2 separate regions of the Homo sapiens genome follow, and region 2 is linked to region 1. Evidence: read pairs that join two places in POLR2A ChIA-PET (ENCODE). Cell type or tissue: OCI-LY7. All regions are shown on one strand. Links, peaks and the distances in the headings refer to the core of each region. The heading gives the core; the rest is flanking DNA.

Evidence for each region. ChIA-PET counts read pairs that join two places held together with the same protein. Peaks named below come from ENCODE experiments on the same cell type or tissue, not always from the same donor. Only the 100,000 strongest peaks of a DNase experiment are listed, where the experiment ranks them.
Region 2: POLR2A ChIA-PET joins it to region 1 with 5 read pairs; 2 of 35 experiments call an interaction of 5 or more read pairs at or near these places.

Annotation. Positions count from the first base shown.
Region 1 is chr12:131,220,768-131,231,219 of GRCh38, reverse strand. LOC105370082 (a long non-coding RNA gene) reads left to right here. Exons shown (of 4, transcript XR_945559.3): 4 at 1-6,021. Among named protein-coding and RNA genes, the nearest start is that of LINC01257, 61 kb to the right of the region's middle. RefSeq lists silencers at 834-1,030, 8,276-8,447 and enhancers at 902-1,196, 8,642-8,741, 8,962-9,041. In OCI-LY7, for the core only: a CTCF peak has its summit at 4,654; a DNase peak (open chromatin) is centred at 6,460.
Region 2 is chr12:131,506,527-131,516,978 of GRCh38, reverse strand. All of the region lies in intron 1 of LOC101929974 (a long non-coding RNA gene), which reads left to right. Among named protein-coding and RNA genes, the nearest start is that of LINC02414, 140 kb to the left of the region's middle. RefSeq lists an enhancer at 5,714-5,763. In OCI-LY7, for the core only: no CTCF peak of the experiment used is centred there; a DNase peak (open chromatin) is centred at 5,488; H3K4me3 peaks cover 764 bases; H3K27ac peaks cover 356 bases.

The DNA of each region.
Region 1 (10,452 bases), core at 2,717-6,716:
TGTTCGAGGACTTTCGCCTTTCCATAGAACGTCAGACTCAGTTGACATAATCTGCAGAATGCCTTCCTGGGCTTGGCTGGGATTGCAGTGAGTCACCTCTTGGTTTTAATATCCAAAATTCATAGAATGTGCAGATGTCTCCTTGAAAAAATGGCTGATTACATAAGAATGAATCCAACTCCCATTAACAAATCTTAATATACGTGTAAAAAAACAATATCCAGGAACAAATCAAGTGACTTCCGAATATGCCTGTGGTGATCACGTAGACCTGTGTTGAAAAGTGCACCAGATGCCAGCAGGGGCTGAGGGTCGCTCACCCGCACTGACGCGAGCTGCTGGGCAGGGGGCTCCATCCGCGCACAGGTGGCGGTCAGCTGACAACCCTGTTGATCATGTATTTGCCCATCAAGAAGGGACCCTGTCAGTATTGTGCACCCTGACATGATAGCTGGATCTTCATATGTAAGCATTTTCCTGTGCTTTAACTGTTTTAGGGGATTGAGCAGAAATTTTAGGACGAAGTGTTGTAATTTTTTCCATTTGAAATAATGAAAAATGTGTCCTTGGGTGGTGGTTTCATGCACCGATTCTGACTTTTTGCAACAGGATCCTGGTGATGAGAGAAAGCTCCCTGTCCTCTTACTGGTTCTGATGGGTCAGACATGGACTCCGGGAATGGAGGGGCAGGGTTAGTTCCTCCTAAACCACGGGAACTGCAGTGTCAGCGGATCTGACTGATTACCCAAAAGAACACGGGGGTTCGTTTAGCAAGAGGATGGGAAATGGATACTGAAAAGCAAAATAACAGATTTTAGAAAAAAGTTGTCTATCCAAGAGCTAAATATGTGACACATCAATGTGTTCAATGTCCTTACATATTATACATAAGACATCTGTGTACAGATAGGAAGGCAGGACAGGTCTGAGCACCTCCCGCCACCTCTCCCCTCCCGGCTCAGGAGAGCTGCTGATGGCTGCAGCCAGCCCGGCCCCCCGCCCTCACCTGCCCCTCAGTGATAAGAGGCCCCAGGCTTCCTCCCCCTCCAACTGTTTCCTGTCCTCTGGCTGCCTCTTCCCGGCCCATAAACATGCCCGGGGCACATCAATGTTGAAAAGGGCCATTTCTCTGCTGTCCTCATCCCTGAGCTACAGGATACACCTTGTTTCCCACCCACAGAGAATCTTCTAGGGAAATTAGTGCACAGGATAAGCTTTCAAAAGATTATCGGGAGTGTTTTCAGCCCAGTGTTTCCTGTGACCGTGTGGCCCGCCCCTCCAGAGTGATCTGTGTCCTGGGGCTCAGGGCAGACACGGGTCCTCCCTGCCCACAGTCCCCGCCTCCTCCTGATGGAGCAGGCCCATCTGCTGGGAGCACTACCCACGGGGGGGCATACTTAGAGTAACAATCATTCCTGTTTATCTGAAATTCAAATCTGCCTGGAAATTTATTTGCTGGAGGGATCAGCTGTGTTTCCAGGGGCACTTTGCTCCCTTGGTGCCTGTGAGGGGGTTTCTCCTTCCAGAAGAAGTCTCTGTAACCAGCGCTCCCACTTTCCAGGGTCTCCTCACAGCTCAGGGTCTGGGTGGTCCCTGTGGCCTGCAGGGCGGGCTGTTCTCTGTCCCTCCAGCAGGGACAGCGGCTGCAGGTGGGTCTGCAGGGAGGCCGGGTCCCACCAGGTGGAGGCCAGAGCTGGGTCATTCAGTTCTCTCTGCTCTTGTCCTGACACCCTGATGTCAGCTCGGGAAAGAGGGGCCCCTTTGCCTTGGCCACTCCTTGGGGCACAGGCCTCCCTCCCCACCCCACCCCAGCAGTGGAGGCCAGAGCTGCAGGGACACCTGCTTCCCTCACAGGCTGGCCTCACAGCCTAGCCCTGAGAATGTTGATTTGCCTTGTTGGCTGAAAGTGTGTCCAGAATTTGTGGGTTCTTGGTCTCACTGACTTCAAGAATGAAGCCATGGACCCTCACAGTGAGTGTTACAGCTCTTAAGGTGGCGTGTCTGGAGTCTGTCCCTTCTGATGTTCGGATGTGTTCGGAGTTTCTTCCTTCTGGTGGGTTCGTGGTCTCACTGGCTCAGGAGTGAAGCTGCAGACCTTCGCGGTGAGTGTTACAGCTCTTAAGGCAGTGCGTCTGGAGTTGTTCATTCTTCCCAGTGGGCTCGTGGTCTCGCTGGCTCAGGAGTGAAGCTGCAGACCTTCGTGGTGAGTGTTACAGCTCATAAAAGCAGCGTGGACCCACAGAGTGAGCAGCAGCAAGATTTATTGCAAAGAGCGAAAAAACAAAGCTTCCACAGTGTGGAAGGGGACCCGAGAGGGTTGCCACTGCTGGCTCGGGCAGCCTGCTTTTATTCCCTTATCTGGCCCCACCCTGCTTTTATTCTCTTATCTACCATCCTGCTGATTGGTAGAGCCGAGTGGCCTGTTTTAACAGGGCGCTGATTGGTGCATTTACAATCCCTGAGCTAGACATAAAGGTTCTCCACATCCCCACTAGATTAACTAGATACAGAGTGTTGACAGAAAGATTCTCCAAGGCCCCCACCAGAGTAGCTAGATGCAGTGTCGATTGGTGTATTTACAATCCCTGAGCTAGACACAGGGGGCTGATTGGTGTGTTTACAAACCTTGAGCTAGATACAGAGTGCCGATTGGCATATTTACAATCCCTGAGCTAGACATAAAGGTTCTCCACGTCCTCACCAGAGTAGCTAGATACAGAGTGCTGACTGGCATATTTACAATCCCTGAGCTAGACATAAAGGTTCTCCAAGGCCCCACCAGAGCAGCTAGATACAGTGTGGATTGGTGCACTCACAAACCCTGAGCTAGACACAGGGGGCTGATTGGTGTGTTTACAAACCTTGAGCTAGATACAGAGTGCCAATTGGTGTATTTACAATCCCTGAGCTAGACATAAAGGTTCTCCAATGCCCCACCAGACTCCGGAGCCCAGCTGGCTTCACCCAGTGGATCCCGCACCGGGGCTGCAGGTGGAGCTGCCTGCCAGTCCCGCGCCATGCGCTCGCACTCCTCAGCCCTTGGGTGGTCGATGGGACTGGGCGCCGTGGAGCAGGGGGTGGTGCTCGTCGGGGAGGCTCGGGCCGCACAGGAGCCCATGGAGGGGGTGGGAGGCTCAGGCATGGCGGGCTGCAGGTCCCGAGCCCTGCCCCGAGGGGAGGCAGCTAAGGCCCGGCGAGAAATCGAGCGCAGCGCTGGTGGGCTGGCACTGCTGGGGGACCCAGTACACCCTCCGCAGCCACTGGCCCGGGTGCTAAGTCCCTCATTGCCCGGGGCCAGCAGGGCCGGCCGGCTGCTCCGAGTGCGGGGCCCACCAAGTCCACCCTCACCCGGAACTCCAGCTGGCCCGCAAGCGCCACACGCAGCACCGGTTCCCACTCCCGCCTCTCCCCCCACACCTCCCTGCAAGCTGAGGGAGTGGGCTCCGGCCTTGGCCAGCCCAGAAAGGGGCTCCCACAGTGCAGCGGTGGGCTGAAGGACTCCTCAAGTGCTGCCAAAGTGGGAGCCCAGGCAGAGGAGGCGTGGAGAGCGAGCAAGGGCTGTGAGGACTGCCAGCATGCTGTCACCCCTCAAAAGTGCAGAATGGCCTGGTGTATTAGTCTGTTTTCATACTGCTAATAAAGTCATACCTGAGGCTGGGAAGAAAAGGAGGTTTAATTTGACTTTCAGTCCACATGACTGGGGAGGTCTCACAATCATGGCGGAGGGCGAAAGCCACTTCTTCCACAGTGGCGGCAAGAGAGAATCAGGAAGAAACAAAAGCAGAAACCCCTGATAAACCCATCAGATCTCATGAGACTTATTCACTATCATGAGAATAGCACAGGAAAGACTGGCCCCCATGATTCAATTACCTCCACGGAGTCCCTCTCACAACATGTGGGAATTCTGCGAGATACGGTTTAAGTTGAGATTTGGGTGGGGACACAGACAAACCATATCACCTGGGTTTGATCTTGGCACTGAGGGTCTCTGTGAGCTTGAACTCCTCTCCCCAGGAGGGGATGGGCATGGCTGGTGCATTTTACGGCCATGGCAGGCTGATGGAACCAATTTAACAGCTGGCTCATAAAAACCCTCAGATGTGAGAGTCGGCTCCCACAGGCTGCTGTGGGACAGATACAGCTCCCTGATAACCTTCTAGGACCTGCCTGAGCTGGGGGGAGGAGAGGAATCCCGACCCCAGGGGCCTGGACACCAGGGGGACTCCACTCAGATCCTCTGGCCCTGAGCATTCCCAGGACCCCCTCTTGGGCTTCTGTGTTCTTCTCTCTCCAGGGCTGGCTCCTGACACTCCTCTTTGGACAACTGTCCTTAGGCCACTGAGCCCAACCGGCCCCACTGCAGTGAGCTGGAGTGGCCTGGGGGCCAGCCATGCTGAAGCTGCCTCCTCCCAGCTTGTGGGATATGATTTTGGTGTTTACAGTTTTCAGGAATTATATAAACCAGGTATGACACAGGCTGAACGTCAGTCATAGTGAAATTATTCACATCCCAGGAAGCTGGCAGGGGCTGTGCTGCTGCTGCCCCTGGGAGCGAGTTGTTCCACACTCAGCAGCTCGCTGGCTCTCATCCTCCCCACCTAGCGAGGCCTTGACCAGTGACAGGGGTGTGGGAGCCTCCAACAGGGTGGCTGAGGCTGGGTTCACGCTCCAGGGCGCCCCTGCAGGACCACAAGGAAGCCATTGCAGTCAGGAGACCTGGTGCTCACAGCTTTGCTTGCCCTGACCCCATCCCTGTCCCGGCTCCCTCCCGGCCCTCCCTTCATGCACCACCTGTTCCTGAGTCCTCATCCCAGGATCTGCTTCTGGGGACCAGGCCTGATAGGCTCCAAAGCTCTGCTCTTAACCAGCACCGCAGCTGGAGGAAAAGCAGGAGGCATTTGGCTGTTGATGATCATGACATTTTCATTATACTGTGTGGTTTGGGTTTATTTTACCCAAGGAGCACAGTCCACAGAAAATAGAACATTTCAGGAATACCAACCAAGCTAAGTAACATGTTCACATGATATTTATTAAAACTGTGATGAAACCGGCTCCACAAACCATTGATAGAAGATGGGCTGTGTAAAACCGGTACTGGGAAAACGGGTTGTCTGTGTGGAGGAAAGTAAGACTGAATCGCTAACCAATACTGCAAACAAAGATGGAGTCTAGATGGATTAAAAACCTGAATATGAAAAGAGAGAAAATACGAAAACATATAGAGTCTTTGGGAACTTGTGCCTGGGAACAATTTTTTAAACACATTTGGAAAGCATAAACCATAGAAAAATGATTAGTTTTGTCACATCAAAACAAAGGATGCCTGCTTAATGAAGAAGACCATGAACAAAATCATTAGACGACTGGCAAAATGGGAAAAGAGATTTGCAAAGTTTAAAACTGGAACGTGATCAGTGTGTCAAATATACAATGTAACTTTGTAAATCAACAAGGAAACAAGGAGAAATCCCAAAGAATGGACAGAGCGATGTGAGCAGGCAACACCCAGGAGAGGAAATCCCAACAGGCCAAGATGCCACACCCAGGCTGTCTCCTGTCACTCCTGGCGGTGATTAGGAAGCTGGCGGCTCCCAGCCTGGGCAGGGACGCAGGGATGTCCTGCAGGTGGGGGTGGACGGAGGGCCCTGGACCCAGCGGTCCCACCTCAAGTAGACACCCAGGGAGGTGCTGACCCAGGCCCACAGATGACCTCTGAGGCCCACAGATGACCTCTGAGCCTGTCTGTGGGGGCCGGGAGGGGCACAGGACCTGGGTGGGTGTCCCTGGGAGAACAGAGAGGAAAATGGGGTGGGCGCACACGGAGAACCATGCAGCAATGAGACAGCATGAGCTGGTGCACACGGAGCGATATGAGAGCATCTTTAAAACATGATTATTTGTAAAAGTTTACAAATACACAGAATGAAATTAATCACATGAGACCATTGACGTTCATGCCCGGAAACAGCAACGGGCACTCTCCAAGAACACGTCCCAATAAAAAGATCGTCATTACACACGGCTCAGTGATTTCCTAACGGCAGGGAGGGGAATGGGAGGAGGAATGGGAAGGAACGAAAATACATCATAAAGCCTGAAGCCTGAGGGAATCCACGCGCAGAGAGATGAGATGTGATGTGTCACACACTGTGCAGTGGGGTTCATTCACTCCTGACTCTTGAGGGCCAGTCATGAAGTGGGGGAAGAGATGGACGCAGTGAGGTACGGGCTGTGAGACCCGTGGAGACCTCAAAGGCTGGGTGTCAGGATGTGTGTGTCCTCCCTCCCGTTACAGGACAGTGTGACCACACCCCCTGCCTGGCTCTGCCCCTCCAGCCTGGCCCCGCCCACGCCTGACCCAGCCCCCTCCAATGTGGCCCCGCCCCTATGGCCTGACCACACCCCGACCACACGTCTCCACCTTGGCCCCACCCCTGTGGTTTGACCTTGCCCCTCCATCCTGGCTTCCCCCAGTGCTTGACAGCACTCCATGGTTAGACCATGCCCTTCACCCTGGCCCCACCCTTCTGTCTGGCTCCTCCCCTCACCCTGGCCCCACCCCTATCTCCACACCCATGGCTTGGCCACCCCTGTCCATCCTATCCCCACCCCCTCTTTCTAGCCATTTCCTTCTCTGATCCCTCACCTCTACCCTGGCCCTGCCTTTACGGTGTAACCACACCTCTCCACCCTGACCAGCCCCTGTGGCTTGACCCCACCCCTCCATCCTGGCCCCACCCCCCATGACTTGACCACACCTTGACCACACCTCTCGTTCCCGCAGATCGAGCCCGCCCCTCCCCTACAGCTTGACCACACCCTGACCACACCCCCACCGTGGCCCCGCCCCTGTGGTTTGACCCCGCCCCTCCAACCTGGCCATGCCTCCTGTTTCACACCTGGCCCCACTGCTTCAGCACAGCACACCTGCAGAGGGCAGGAATGATCCCAAGGTGGGTGTAATGAGCTTTAATCTGTTGGAGTCAAGCCCAGCGCTTTGGAAACCCCTGGTTCTGCTCAGGCCTGAACCTGAGCAAGGCCCCTTCTCTAATCCAAACCCTGACTCCATCGGGTGGTGGGCGGCCTGCACTGGCTCTGGGCCCGGGACAGCTGTGCTCTGTCTATCCCCCTTCCCCAGCTGTCCTGTGTCTGCGCACCTGTGTCAGCACCTGAGGAAGGCAGCGCACTTGGTCTGTGGGGAGGAGCCTGTAGGGATGGGGTCCCCCATAGCTCCCCTGCCGCCCACATCCAGCCTGCCCAGTCTCCCCACCGGGAGCTCCCCTGAGTACCAAGACAGTGACACTCTGTGCACGAGGACCCCGCTGTGCAAACTGAGAATAATGAAGGCATTGAAGCCAGGCCAGCGGTGCCAGCAACTTCGTACCGCATTTCTCATGTTATTTCAATGTTGCCTCAGTCAGGAAGATTTTCTAGAGCCAGGATAACGGGGCGGCCATCGGTAGACGCGGCCTTGAGAGGAGACTTCTGGTCCGCGTATTTGAGGTCCCTGGACCGGAGGCCACTTCCCTTCTCCAGGCACCAGGGCTGGCGGTGGCCGAGGGAGCCACGTGCCTTTCTGGCGTCGGTTTCTCCTTCTGTACAACGGGCCTCGTGGAGCGCCCCTCCTAGGGCTCTGGGTTTATTTTCTAACTTTCATGGCTGCGTCCACGTTTATCCGTCCCCACTGCCACCGCCACCGCCACCACCACCGCCACCTCTTCCCAGGAGAACCGCAGTCCCCCAGCCCTGCTGCCTCTCACCGCCACCGGGCCATTCTCTGCAGGGGGCCAGAGTCACCTTTTGCTACGTTCACTGAATGGTCACTTGCTCCCCGAAAATCCCCTCTGTGGCTGTGCGTTAGCCCCAGCCCGAACCACAGAATGCAGCCAGAAGGGAGGCCTGGCCCCGCCACCCCACAGGAGAGCGGGAAACACAGAGCCGGGGCGAGGACTGGTAGGGGGCCTGGAAAGAGGGGACAAGGAAGAGGGCCAAGGTTGGAGGATGCAGGGAGGAGGGGTCAGAGAGGAGCAGGGAAGATAGGCAGGGAGGAGGATGCAGGCTGAAGGGCGCAGGGAGGAGGAGCAGGGAGGAGAGGCCTCATGAGCCGGGGGCTCAGGGAAGCGCGGTAACCTCCCCCAGGCTGGGGCAAGGGGAGGGAAAGTGGGCAGGGCTCAGGAGTCCCCTCAACTGCTGGACCAGGGAGACACCCACCTCCCACCCAGCAAGGTCCATCTTGGCTGGGGACAGACAGTAGGGCAGAGGCGCCACCAGGGTTGGGACCACATGGAGGCACTGCGGTGGGAGCTGGGGGCTGGGGAGTGCCCTCCTCTCAGGCTCCTCCCACGTCGGGTTCCTACCCACTCCTGTTGTCAGAACCTGGCCATCTTCTGCCCAGGAGCCTCAGGCTATCTCTACAGGGCAGAGCAGGGGTGGTGTGGCTGAGTCGGCAGGATACACACACACACTCACATACTAAAACACACATGCTCATGCACACGCACACACACATGCACACGCACACACTCATGCACACATACTCACATCTTACAGAACGCACACACACTCACACACCCATTTATGTACTTACACTCACATGCACTCACACACTCACATTCAGCACTGAGGCAGACAGGGCTTGGCAGGCTGACAATAGAAAAACGAAATTCTACCAAGATATTGAAAGAGGTTATTCTGAGCCAGTATGCGTGCCCGCAGCCCAGGAAACACAGCCTGGGCAGTTCCTGAGAGTGCCCCAGGGGCTGGTTACGGCTGATTTCATGCATTGCAGAGAGACAGGGCCTGCAGACACAATCACGAATCCATGCAGGGAAGGGATACGTCGGCTCAGCCCGCAAAGGCGGGACCACGGGAGGCCGGGGCTTACCAGTCACCGGTGGGTTTCCGGGATCTTTTTAGCTCACAGCTGGCTGAGAGAGCCAAGCTTTGTCTAAAGTCTTGGAGTCAGGAGAAGGGGTGCTGGGGTTAAGAGAACGGGTCTGCTGTCTGTCACCTGAGCCGTACCACAGTCAGGCTGGAAGGTGAGCCCCATTATACCAGGTTAATAGAAAAGCCCATTTCATGAGATTTTATGGTTTGTAGGGTGTGACTCCCCAGGACTCTTTGAAAGGAATCTGGGCAAGAGATGAAAAGGTCAGAGTTCAGTCCTCAGGGGACTGACCCTTGAGCCTGGGATCCATCTCCCTCCACCTTCCCCCAGCCCTGCTGAACCTCATTAATCCCAGGACACCGTGGCCTCCCCATGGGCCCTGACCCCTCTGCCCTCTGCCAGCGAGGCTCCCTCTATGTCCTGGCGGGTCCTGCTCACCCTGCCCCTCTCTGCCCAGCCCCTCCCCAGGGGGCGTGTCCCCACCCACGTCCCCCAGGCCTCGGCCCCTCCTGCACCCACTCGGCACTGCAGGACTGGTTGGTGTCCAGTTCAACTCTGTCCCTGACACAGGACCCTGTGCTCAGACTGCCCAGCCCTGCCTCACACACGGTAGGTGCTCATTAATTGACTGTGGAGGGGTAGTGGCCTAGAGAGGAATCTGGGTGTGGCCAGGTGGTCTCAGCATCTCCATCTCACCCTGGAGGGCTTCCTGCAGGAGGGTGCACTGGCCCCACAGAGAGCGCCTGTCCTAAGAAAATAATAGAAGGAGGGCTCTGCTTCCGGGCTCCAGCAAGTGCTTAGGAGCCTGATCTGGGGCCACCTGCAGGTCTGTCCACACTGGAGATGGCACAGCTCTGTGCCAGCCGCGCAGGGGACTGTGTGCTGAGCCAAGGGAGCCAGCACTTCTCTCTTGAAAAGCTGAGGCTGTAGGAAAAGGGGGGCTGCAGGCCAAAAGCCTCTGCGACACTCAGCACATAGTGGGGAAGGGGGGCGTCCCTAGGGTACCAGGAGGGAGAACCATGGCCCAGGAGTCACTGCCAACCCCATCCGGCCCTACCTGGCTGTCCACCAGGCCCCTGGCTCTTCCCCAGACCCAAGCTGCCCTGGGCCATTCTCCCAGGTCCCTGCCCCTGCCCTGGGCCAGGCCACCGTCCCTGATCGCTGGGCCAACAGCAAGGGCCCTGCCTGTGCAGGTGCCAGATGTGATCCCATCGCATGGCAGGGCTGAATTCAGCCACAACTCTTAGAAAGGAACAGAGAAGCCTGCACAGAACGCAGTGGGGACTGAGATGCGGCAGCGATCCTGCCACCCTGGAGGGAGGGAGGGAGGGCACTGCCAGAATTCTCACTTCACACCTCTATGTTCATCCTGAGATAGGAACGGATCCCTTGTTTATGGGGCAGACCCACACACCATATGTGGACTCTGTCCTAACGCCGGCACAGAGGGCAAACTGCTTGGTCAAAATCGCCCTTAGAAATCACCCCAAAACACAGTGCCCAATGGTTCTGCAAAATATATACAGAACAGACGCAAACATATTCAGGATGCAGAACAC
Region 2 (10,452 bases), core at 3,353-7,352, 290 kb before region 1:
TGGAGGAGTCAGGGAACACTCTGCTCCACCAGCTTCTTGTGGGAGGCTGGATATTATCCAGGCCTGCCCGCAGTCATCCGGAGGCCTAACCCCCTCCCTGTGGTGCTTCAATGGTCACACTCCTTGTCCACTTTCATGTTCCTCCCGTACTCCTGGTTCCTCTTTGAAGTTCTTAGTAGATAGCAGAAGAAGAAATAGTGAAAATCTTAAAGTCTTTGATCTTTCTTATAAGTACAGAAGAAAATGCTGACGTTTGCTGCCTTCCCTCTCTGCTTCAGCTACCTAAAAGGGAAGGGCCCCCTGTCCTATGATCATGTGACTTGCTTGACCTTATCAATGACTTGGACGTCTCACCCTCCTTACCCTGCCCCCTTGTCTTGTATGCAATAAGTATCAGTGTGCGCAGCCATTCGGGGCCACTAGTGGTCTCTGCGTCTTAGTGGTAGTGGTCCCCTGGGCCCAGCTGTTTTTATCTCTTTGTCCTGTGTCTTTCTTTCTTACAATCTCTCGTCTCTGCACGTGGGGAGAGCAGCTGCAAAGCCCGGTAGAGTTGGACCCTGCATATGCCTTGGGGTAGTTTTATTTGGGTCAAATCTGTTTGGTGTTCTCTGATCTTCCTGAATCTGGATATGTGTTAGTCCATTCTCACACTGCTATAAAGAATTGCATGAGACTGGGTAATTTATAAAGGTAGGGGTTTAATTGACTCACAGTTCCACATAGCTGGGGAGGGCTCAGGAAACTTACAATCATGGCGGAAGGCAAAAGGGAAGCAAGACATCTTCTTCACAAGGCAGCCCGAGGGAGAACAAACAGCAGAAACTACCACACACTTATAAAACCATCAGATCTCACGAGAACCCACTCACTATAATGAGAATAGCATGGGGGAAACCGCCCCCTTGGTCCAATGACCTCCACCTCTCTCTCCACTGATACCTGGGGATTGTGGGGATTATAATTCAAGATGAGATTTGGGTGGGGACACAAAGCCTCGCCATATCAGGATATTTATATCTTTCTCAAGTTTTGAAAAGTTTTTTGTAGTATTTTTTGAATAATCTTTCCACTCCTTGCTTTTGCTCAACTTCCTCTTGAACACCAATAGTTCTTAGACTTGAGCCAGGTGTGGTGGCTCATATCTGTAATTCTGGTACTTTGGGAGGCTGAGGTGGGAGTGAGAGGATGGCTTGAGCCAGGAGTTCGGGATCAGCCCGGGCAACATAGTGTGACCCGGTCTCTACAAAAATCTAAATAAATTAGCTGGGCATGGTGGTCGTATGCCTGTAGTTCCAGCTACTTAGCAGGCTGAGGTGGGAGGATCCTTTCAGCCTGGATGGTCAAGGATGCAGTAAGCTGTGATTGCACCACTGCACTCCAGCCTGAGCAATGAAGGTGAGACCTGTCTCTCAAAAAAAAAAAATTCTTAGATTTGATCTTTTGAGGTAATTTTCTGTATCTTGTAGGTGATCTTCATTTCTTTTCATCCTTTTTTTTCTCCTCTATAATTTCAAGTAGCCTGTCTTCAAGCTCACCGATGATTTTCTCTGCTTGATCCATTCTGCCGTTGAAAGACTTTAATAAATTTTTCAGTTCAGTAAATGTATTTCTCACTTCTAAGATTTCGGTTTGATTGTTAAAATTATTTCAATGTTTTAGTTCAGTTTCTCTGACAAATGTCTTTAGTGTTATGCTGGAGATCCCTGAGTTTCCTTAAAACTGTAATTTTGAATTCTTGGTAAGAGCTCGTATCACTGTCTCATATGGAGCCAGTCACTGGTTTCTTGCTTTGTCCACTTGGGGAGACCATGGTTCCCTGTTTGCTGCTGTTTCTTGTGAATGTATATTTATGTCTTTGCACTGAAGGTTATTTATTCCAGTATTCTCTATCTGGCTTGGCCTATTTTTTTATTGGGTATGTTTGCAATTTACCTGTTGAATTTCTTCAGTTTTTTCCTGCTAGGTTGCTGCCCCTTTTTAGTGGTAGATGATCCCTTAACCTCAGGTTGGCCTTGGCTCTAGCAAACTATCGGAGTGCTCCCTGTCTGAATGGGGGAGGGCCCAAAAGGGATATCCCGGTAGCGTGGGGAAGGCTGGCTCGGGGTTGTGCCCAGGGGTCCTGTGGAACATACCTCCTACGGCATCGTGCGGCTGAATAGTCACTGTGGCTTGGTGTCTCCTTTGGCTGAGTTACAGAGCAGAGTTTCCGGGGCTGGGATGGTAGTCCCACCTCCCCACTTTGTCTCTGGCTGTCCTCAGGAATATTTCTCCCTTCAGGCACTCTCTCAATGCTTCCGTGGGTTGAGACAGAGACAAGTTTCCTGCCAGGGACTCCAAGATGGTGGGAAAGGTAATTGCCCACCTCAAGTTCACTTTTTCCGGTGTAGAAACTGAGATAGGAAAATTTTCATGTGCTTGGTGCTGGGCCATGGAAGGCAGGGGCATCATGGATATGAAAATTTGATTCTCTTACCATCTGCTCAGAGTTTCGTCACTTCTCTGTGGCCCTGGGAAGTGGCCCATCCTCATATTTGAGTTCTAGGATATTGCTGGGGATCATCTTGGCCCTGTATGTTTGTTTTCAGTTTTCTGTGGCAGTGGGTGGGGATGGGGGAGAGTGAAGCCAGCTTGCTTCTATGTCACCATTTTTTAAAAAATTGAGACAGAGTCTCACTCTGTCACCCAGCCTGGAGTGCAGTGGCATGATCTCATTGCAGCCTCCGCCTCCTGGGTTCAAGCAATTCTCCTGCTTCAGCCTCCCAAGTAACTGGAATTACAGGTATGAACCATTGGACCTGGCCCTATGTCACCATTTTGGAACCAGAAGTCTGTCCCCAGCTCTCGTCTCCAGTAAAATCTCTCACTCTCTTTTCTAAACCCTGGCACCCTTGAGACCGCTACTTTCACTGTCCCCAGAGAGACACACCTGTGTGTCCACCCTGCACCTGTGTTCCACCCCTCTGTCTCTGACCTGCTGCTCCCTCCCTCTCTGCCGTCAATGCCCACCTGCTTCTTAGGTCCAGTTCAGACCGTGTTTGTACAAGGTCACTCGGAACTCCTGAGGTACTCAGTGTCAGCTAATGTAGGTAATGGGTGGCAGGTGTGCAGAACACCCTAGGCAGGCACTGAGCTTAGCCTTTGATCTACCGTCATCTCAGTTAATCCTCTCAATACTCTGTGAGTCAGGACGTGTGTGTGTGTGGCCCTGCTACCGAGGAGTCCTTCACCAACTTAGCAAATATTTATGGAAGACTCACTGGGGATTTGTTAAAGTCACTGCTTTATTTGAGCTTTCATTCTAGTCAGGGATGACAGAGAAATGATGCCCATCATAAATAAGTATTAAAACTGTTAGAAGCCTGAATGTGCCTTGGGTGAATACAGCCATGGCACTGTTCAGGGGTGGATGAGGCCGTCAGGGCTGAGGAAGTTCCATTTAAATTACCTGGTCAGGCAAGGGCTTGCTGAGGTGATATGTGAGCAAACATAAAGGCACACATTAGCCCCGTGGACAGCCAGGGCATGGACCTTGGGCAGATGAAGGTTTTAGGGAGGGGGGCAGTCAGGGGCTCAGATGCTGGGCATGCAGAGTGAGGGGCAGAGGAGCAGGAAGTGAGGCCAGAGGCAGCATGGCCCTGGGATGCCTCACCTTGCTGTGAATGCTACAGCCGGGTCCTCTGAGAACAATCCCAACACAGGAGTGTATTAACATCTCAGTTCCCAGAACACTTTTAATTTCATTCACTCAGGTATTCATGAACACCCGTCTTCTTATGTGCTGTGTTAGAGTTCTCTAGAGGGACAGAACTAGTGGAATACAGACACACACACACACACACACACACAAACATATATATATATATATATATATATATATATATATATATATATATAGATAGATAGATAAAGGGGAGCTTATTAAGTATTAACTCGCACGATCACAAAGTCCCACAATAGGCCGTCTGCAGACTGAGGAGCAAGGAGAGCCAGTCCAAGTCCAAGTCCAGTTCAAGGGATCATCCAGGAAGCATCCAGCACGGGAGAAAGGTGTAGGCTGGGAGGCTAGGCCGGTCTCTCTTTTCACATTTTTCTGCCTGCTTATATTTGAGCTGAGCAGGCAGCTGATTAGATGGTGCCCACCCAGATTAAGGGCGGGTCTGCCTTTCCCGGCCCACTGACTCGAATGTGAATCTCCTTTGGCAACAGCCTCATAGACACACCCAGGATCAATACTTTGTATCCTTCAATCCGATCAGGTTGATACTAAGTAGTAACCATCACACGTGCATTCATCATGTGCACACACTGGTTAGGATCTGAGGGTATAGACCAGGCTCCTGTTCTCTGGGAACTGGCATCCCAGCAAGGACAGGTAGTAAACAAATAAGAACATTTAAGAACAGTGTGGGGAGGGCCTAACACTGTGCTGTGTGGTGGTACGTAGGACGCAGGCTACTGTAGACTGGGTGGTTGTGGGGAGGAGGTGACTGTGGGGAGGTGACATTGATCTGAGCCCTGGATGCCAACAAGGAGCCAGCTGTGCATGGATGGAGTTGGGAGCGGTGCCAGGCTGAGCCTGCAGGAGGTCAAGGTGCTGGTGGGAGCTCATGTGGCTGGGGACGGTGAGCATGGGCGGGACAGAGGTGGTACTTGTGCAGAAGGAATTAACCATGAAGGCCAAAGATGCCCTCCCTGCAGAGGCCTGCTGGCAAGGTTGGCCCTCAGCTGGGGCCTGGGAGCTTTGCCGATAAACAGGCCCCCACACTGATTCACTGAATGGCTGCGTGTGCAAACAATAGGGTTTATGCTGAGGACCTGCTTTCCCTCTGAGAGGCTGGGATTTTGGACTATGCCAGGCACAGGTGCTGACGTGACCAGACCCCAGTAAACCCTGGGTGCCGAGTCTCTAGTGAGCGTCCCTCATAGACAGCACTCACATGTGTTGTCACATCTCATCGCTGGGGAATTAGACATGTGCTGTGTGACTCCCCAGGGAGGGGACTCTGGGAGCTTGTGCCTGGTTCCCCTTGTGCCTTTCTCTTTGCTGTTTTTGCAGGTTGTCCTTTCACTGTAATAAATTGCAGCCTGAGTCCTGGGAGTCTCTGAACCTGGGGATGGTCCTGGAATCCCTGACACAGATGTGGCCAGAGAAGGGATGGAACCAGTCCTGCAGGGCCCTTTAGGGAATAGTGAGGTGCAGTGTGAGGGTTGCAGCGACCCGTGGGCTGCTCAGCCCAGCCTGGGGTGACTGTCTCACTTTCCCTCGGAGGACAGGGTGGGCACCACCTGCAGACTCTGGGAAGTCCTCACTCAGTCTCCACGTGCACAGGGCCTAGGAGGTGGTCTGGGTGCTGGTGGGCGGCTCTGCCACATGCCACCCTCACAGTCTTCCCCTGAGTCTGTTCCTTCCTCTTGCTTGTCCCAGGCCTCTCTCAGCAGCACCTTCCTCTGTGAGTGTCAAATGCTACTGACTCATGTACTTCCTGTCTATTCAGAGACAGGACGGGGGTGGGAAATTGGTATCATTTGCATGACGCTCACCTCCTGGGGTTGGTGAAGAGCTTGCAGGCATCAGAGCTAGCTGGGAAGTGAGCAATTATAACATCTTTAGGAAATTGACTTGGCCCTTTCTGAGTCTGTGTCTCCTGGTTTTCTCCATGCCCAGTATTCAGAGGAGGATGAGAGGAATGCTTCCTTGGGCCCCATGGCCTGGCTTTGGCTTTGGCATTGGCATTTTCAAAAAAAGTCTAGACTTACTGATCATGATTCCAGACTCCCGAGAAAGAAGCAGAGAATGTTCGGGTTGTATGAGTGGGATCTGGGATCCTGGGGGCGGGCTGTGAGGGTGAGAGCCCCACGGAAGTGCACCCAGGAGCAGGTGGATGTGGGAAGGCTGGAGCCCCCCAGACCAGGGCTGGCCTTGGGGAAACAGAAGGGGGTCATGGCATCAGAGAGGAAAGCGCATCTTCGCTACGATCCCCCCTGCCCAGAGCCTCCTCCAGATCCAGGGACCCCTCTCCTTCTGTGTTTGACCAGGGACACTGGCAGCTCTGCCTATGTTGAGAGTCCTCAGAGAGCTTCAGCTAGGCCTGTTCCCCAAAGATCTTTTGTTGTTCATTTTAAGAAACAACAGACCATCACTTTAAAAGTAGCACATTTTGGTACCTATTTCTCAGTGATTGATCCTTTCAGATACAGTTTCCCAGGATCTAAAGATGGTAGCTGAATAATGCATGATATTTTTGTTTCCCAGAAACAGGTGTTTTATTTTTATTGCATTAGTCTTATGAGAACAAGCTGGCTGCAGTTTCTCTGAGAGCCGAAGTGCTGAAACAATTCTGGGTTTTATAGGCACCCATTGCCAGGAGCTGTCATTGCCAGGCTCTTGGGCTCTTGACAAGGAAGCTCATTATGGCCGTGTCTCACCTCCTCCAGGGAGGTGCCAGATCCGTGTGCAGCAGTTTTGCACGTCCATCCATTTGTTCATCATTCATTCATTCACTCATTCTTTCAATGTTCATTTCCTGAGGGCTTCTGAGTCCTGGTGCTGGGATGCACTTTGGGGTTACAGAGACAAAAAGACCAAGTCCCAGCCTTTAGGGAACCTATAGTCTATGAGGGAGACAGAGTCTCAGTCATTGGGCCAGGTGATGAGGGGTAAACTGAGGCATACACCAGGTGTGATGGGCTGTGAAGGATCAAGCCTTGGAGCTCACCGGTGGGCGGGAGGAAGACCCCACTGAGGAGAGGAGAGAATCCGTGAGTGACAAGGAGTAGATGGGGCTCATCAGGTGGCTGTGTGGTGGGCAGGGACCCCAAAGGGCCTGAGCAGAAGTGTGACTATAGTGACTTAGAACTCAGGAGGGGCTGCCCTTGAGCCCCACTTGATTTACAACCTGGACCCTTGGTGATTTTGGCTGGAGAGAGGCAGTTGACTCCTTTGAAATATGAAGTGAAACACCAGAGGCAGGAACAGGCCAGTGGTGGTTAATGAGTGAAACAGATGGGAGTCTTAATTAGAGCAAGAGCAGGGCTAATTTAATGATCAGTGCTTCCCCGAGCATATGGCCTAGAGATACTTCCACCCACGCTGAGGGAGGCAGTGCGCAGAGTAGGAACGGCCACATGTGTGGGCAGTGGGGTTTGCAAGGGTTTGTTCCCCTGCCCGTGCCCTCTACTCCAATGCCAGCTTCTACATTTTGTTAGCTTCTTTTTCATCCTCTGTGTCAACAGGTAGGGCCTTCTCTGAGGAACTGACTTGCAGGGCGTGGCCTCGAACTGACGTGGGGATTTTGCCACACAACCTTAGGGAAAGCCAATGATGACCTAGTGACTCTCACCACATGCTTCCAACTGCTAAGACCCTGAGTGCGGGCCTGTGAAAAGGGCAGGTGGGAGAGGGATGCTTGCCAGAGCCACCTGTGACTCCAGGTTAACTGGGGCCACATCTCCCAAGAACCCTGGGGTTGACTCTCACAATTCCCCCAGGTCAGCAGCCAGCCCTACAGTAGGGCCTGCTTTTTGGATAATAGTTCTTTAGGAGGAGCATAGCACTGGGTCCTGTGCCATCTGGCAATATTGCTCCTTTCCCATTAAATCCAGTGGTTCTCAAAGTGGGGTCCCTGGGCCAGCAGCATCAGCATCACCTGGAAACTTGGTAGAAATACAAATTGTCAGTCCTGCTTCCCAGACCTGCTCAGACACTGTAGGAGTAGAGCCCAGCAATCTATGTTTTAACAAACCCTCTGGGTGATTCCCATGAATGCTGACATTTAAGACTCTGCTATAATAAGCCTTAGATTTCTTCACACTAAATAGTGCTTGGAAGGATCAGTTTATCCTGACAACATCCTGTACTCTTTAGAGAAAAGGAACTGGGTGCTCTGAGATTCTGCTTGTTCATCTTCTGCAGTAAGTGGGATCTTTGGGCTCTCCTCAAATCCTGTCAATGAGCAGGTCGGGAGCACTGATGGGGGCGTGGGAGATAGGGTTTGTGTCCATTCTCCCGGAAACCATTTTATCTTTGCCCTCAATGAGGGATTGGCCATCAGAATGAGAAATAATCTTTAAGGTCTAAGGAAACAAATCTCTGTGGCTGTGATATGTGGCCTCCACCTGCTAAAAATGGCTTCAGCCACTGTGTGTAATTCTGAGAGCTTATTTCTTTGGAAAGAGGCCATAGCCATCAATACTAACCATTGGGGGAATTTATGCCCCATCACCCAGCACCAGCAGCCCTATCAATTTCTCCAGCATGCACAGATGTGGACTCCCCTGACTGAGTGAGGGGCCGTGTAACAAACAACTGATTTGATGGTCTGCCTGGTTTCTAAAGTTCTGTATCATGATTCCTTCTTAGCTGCAAGAGATCTCCTACCAAAGCTGATATATCTCAGTGGGACATGCATTAACTCAGTCACCTTTCCAGGTAAGAGGGAGTAATTAACTGTGCCAAGATGTTCCAAATGGCTCTTTGTGGAGGTCAGGGCACCTCCAGGGGATGCGTGACACATTTCAACCTTAGATACTTGTTTTTTGCATGTGAAATGCTTGGATGCCTTGGTATTGGGAGCTGATCATTTGCCTTTACTAAATGGCCACCCAGCTAAGAAGGGTGAGAGACTTCAATCTGCTGCCCCTCTCAGTCACACCTCCTCAACATGGGATTTTAGATATTTATGAGTCCCTAGGGTGGACCTTTAGACAGTAATTCCCAGTGTCTCTTATGAGAGAACAGTGCTCAATGGAAGGAGACAGCCCTGCTTTTCAGGAAGTTGCGACTTAAAGAATTCTAGCTCTTGGTGCCATTAAGTGCCATCAATGACACCCAATTTGTCAATGACCATCAGACTAGTTGTTTGTTACGTGGCCTCTCATCAGTCAAGAGTCCGCGTCTGTGCACGCTGGAGGAGTTAAGAGGGCTGCTGGTGCTGGCTGGTAAATTCTCCCAGTGGTCAGATCCAACACACTCCTAAACCTTAGTTGTGGATCATGAGACGATGTGGACCTGGGTGTCGGGAGAATGGTGAGAGTGGGTGTTGGGGTGTCGGATGACTGGATGTGCCCTGCCCATGCCAGGGATGTCACACGGCAGGACTTCAGAGGAGACAGAGTGTGGGGAGAGAGAGTTGAACTGGAGATGCAGAGAAGGAAATGTTTCATATGGGGGAGATGGAGTCCCAAGTGAGAGTTTCCAAAGAGAGCGTGGCTGATAATCGAGCCTTGGGGAATATCTACGTTTAGGTGTCATGAGGCAGAGACAAGACAATAGTGGAGACAGATAAAAAGTCACAGAGGCAGGAGGAAGATTGAGAATGCAGTGCCAGAGAGAACAATCAATAGTTCATTTACAAGGTGGAAGAACTAGTCAGCTGTCTAAAGTGTTTCCGAGAGAATGAAGAAGACAGAATCAAAGATGAGCCACAGGTTGGAGTGACCATTAGTAGGAACAATGCTCCTCACTGTGGTCAAGGGCAGAGGTTAGGGGTGAAACCAGCTCAAGGCCCCAGGGCTGGGAGAGGGGCTAGGTGGTGCTGGTCCTTGGGGACACCACCTGCCACCGTCACATCTCCTCCAGCAGATGCAATGATTCTCTCCCTCCCTGGACAGACATCGTTAGAGAAGATTTAATCAAGAAAGAGCAATGGCATAATGGAGTCCGTCCAGATGAGTGAGATAATGGCCTGACTCCTGCCCAGCCTGCTAACATAATTGGATATGCTGGAGACTCCTCTGCTTCTATTAGGTTAACATGCTGTGATTGTCAGTGAGATTGCAAACAGCGCCTTCCCTCTGTTCTACTCCCAGTCCTGCAGATCTCCTGGGTTTTGAGAGATGTTTCCTAAATGAAGTGACTTTTTCTCTTTCCTCCCTGGTGGGTCCTGTAGACGGATGTTGGTCAGGCTCTTTCCATGTGGGGTGGGGGACACAGGGCACACAGATCCTCCTGCCTGGCTCCACGGCAGAATTACTTAGGCTTTCCCAGGGCTTGTCCCAGGATGCAGGTGACGGCTGCTATGCTTTGTGTGAAGCTGCGCGCAAGTGTCAGGTGACTGGAGAAGAGAGTAGAGTCAGATAAGGATGGTGGCCTCCCTGTTCCAGGCTGATGGAGTGCAGTGTGGGGGCTGGAGCTCATGCAGCCATCTTGGAACATGAGGAGGATCAACTATCGAAGACGCCAGGGAAGAAAGATGGAGTAGTCTCCTGCCTTTATAAAGGTGAACAATGACGCCAGCCCAGGACTACATTTCTCTATGCTGTTTCGTGAGAGAGAAGGAAACTCCTGTCTTGTTTAAACTCCTGTGTTTGTGGTTTTCAGTGGCTCACAGCTGATCTCACCTTAACCAAAATGGCCATAGCACGTGCATTTCCTGACCCTCTGTGTGGTGCTGACTGGAGAAAGCAGCTTTCCTCCTGGCTGTGGCTCAGCCCTGTGCTCCTCAGAGCAGGGTG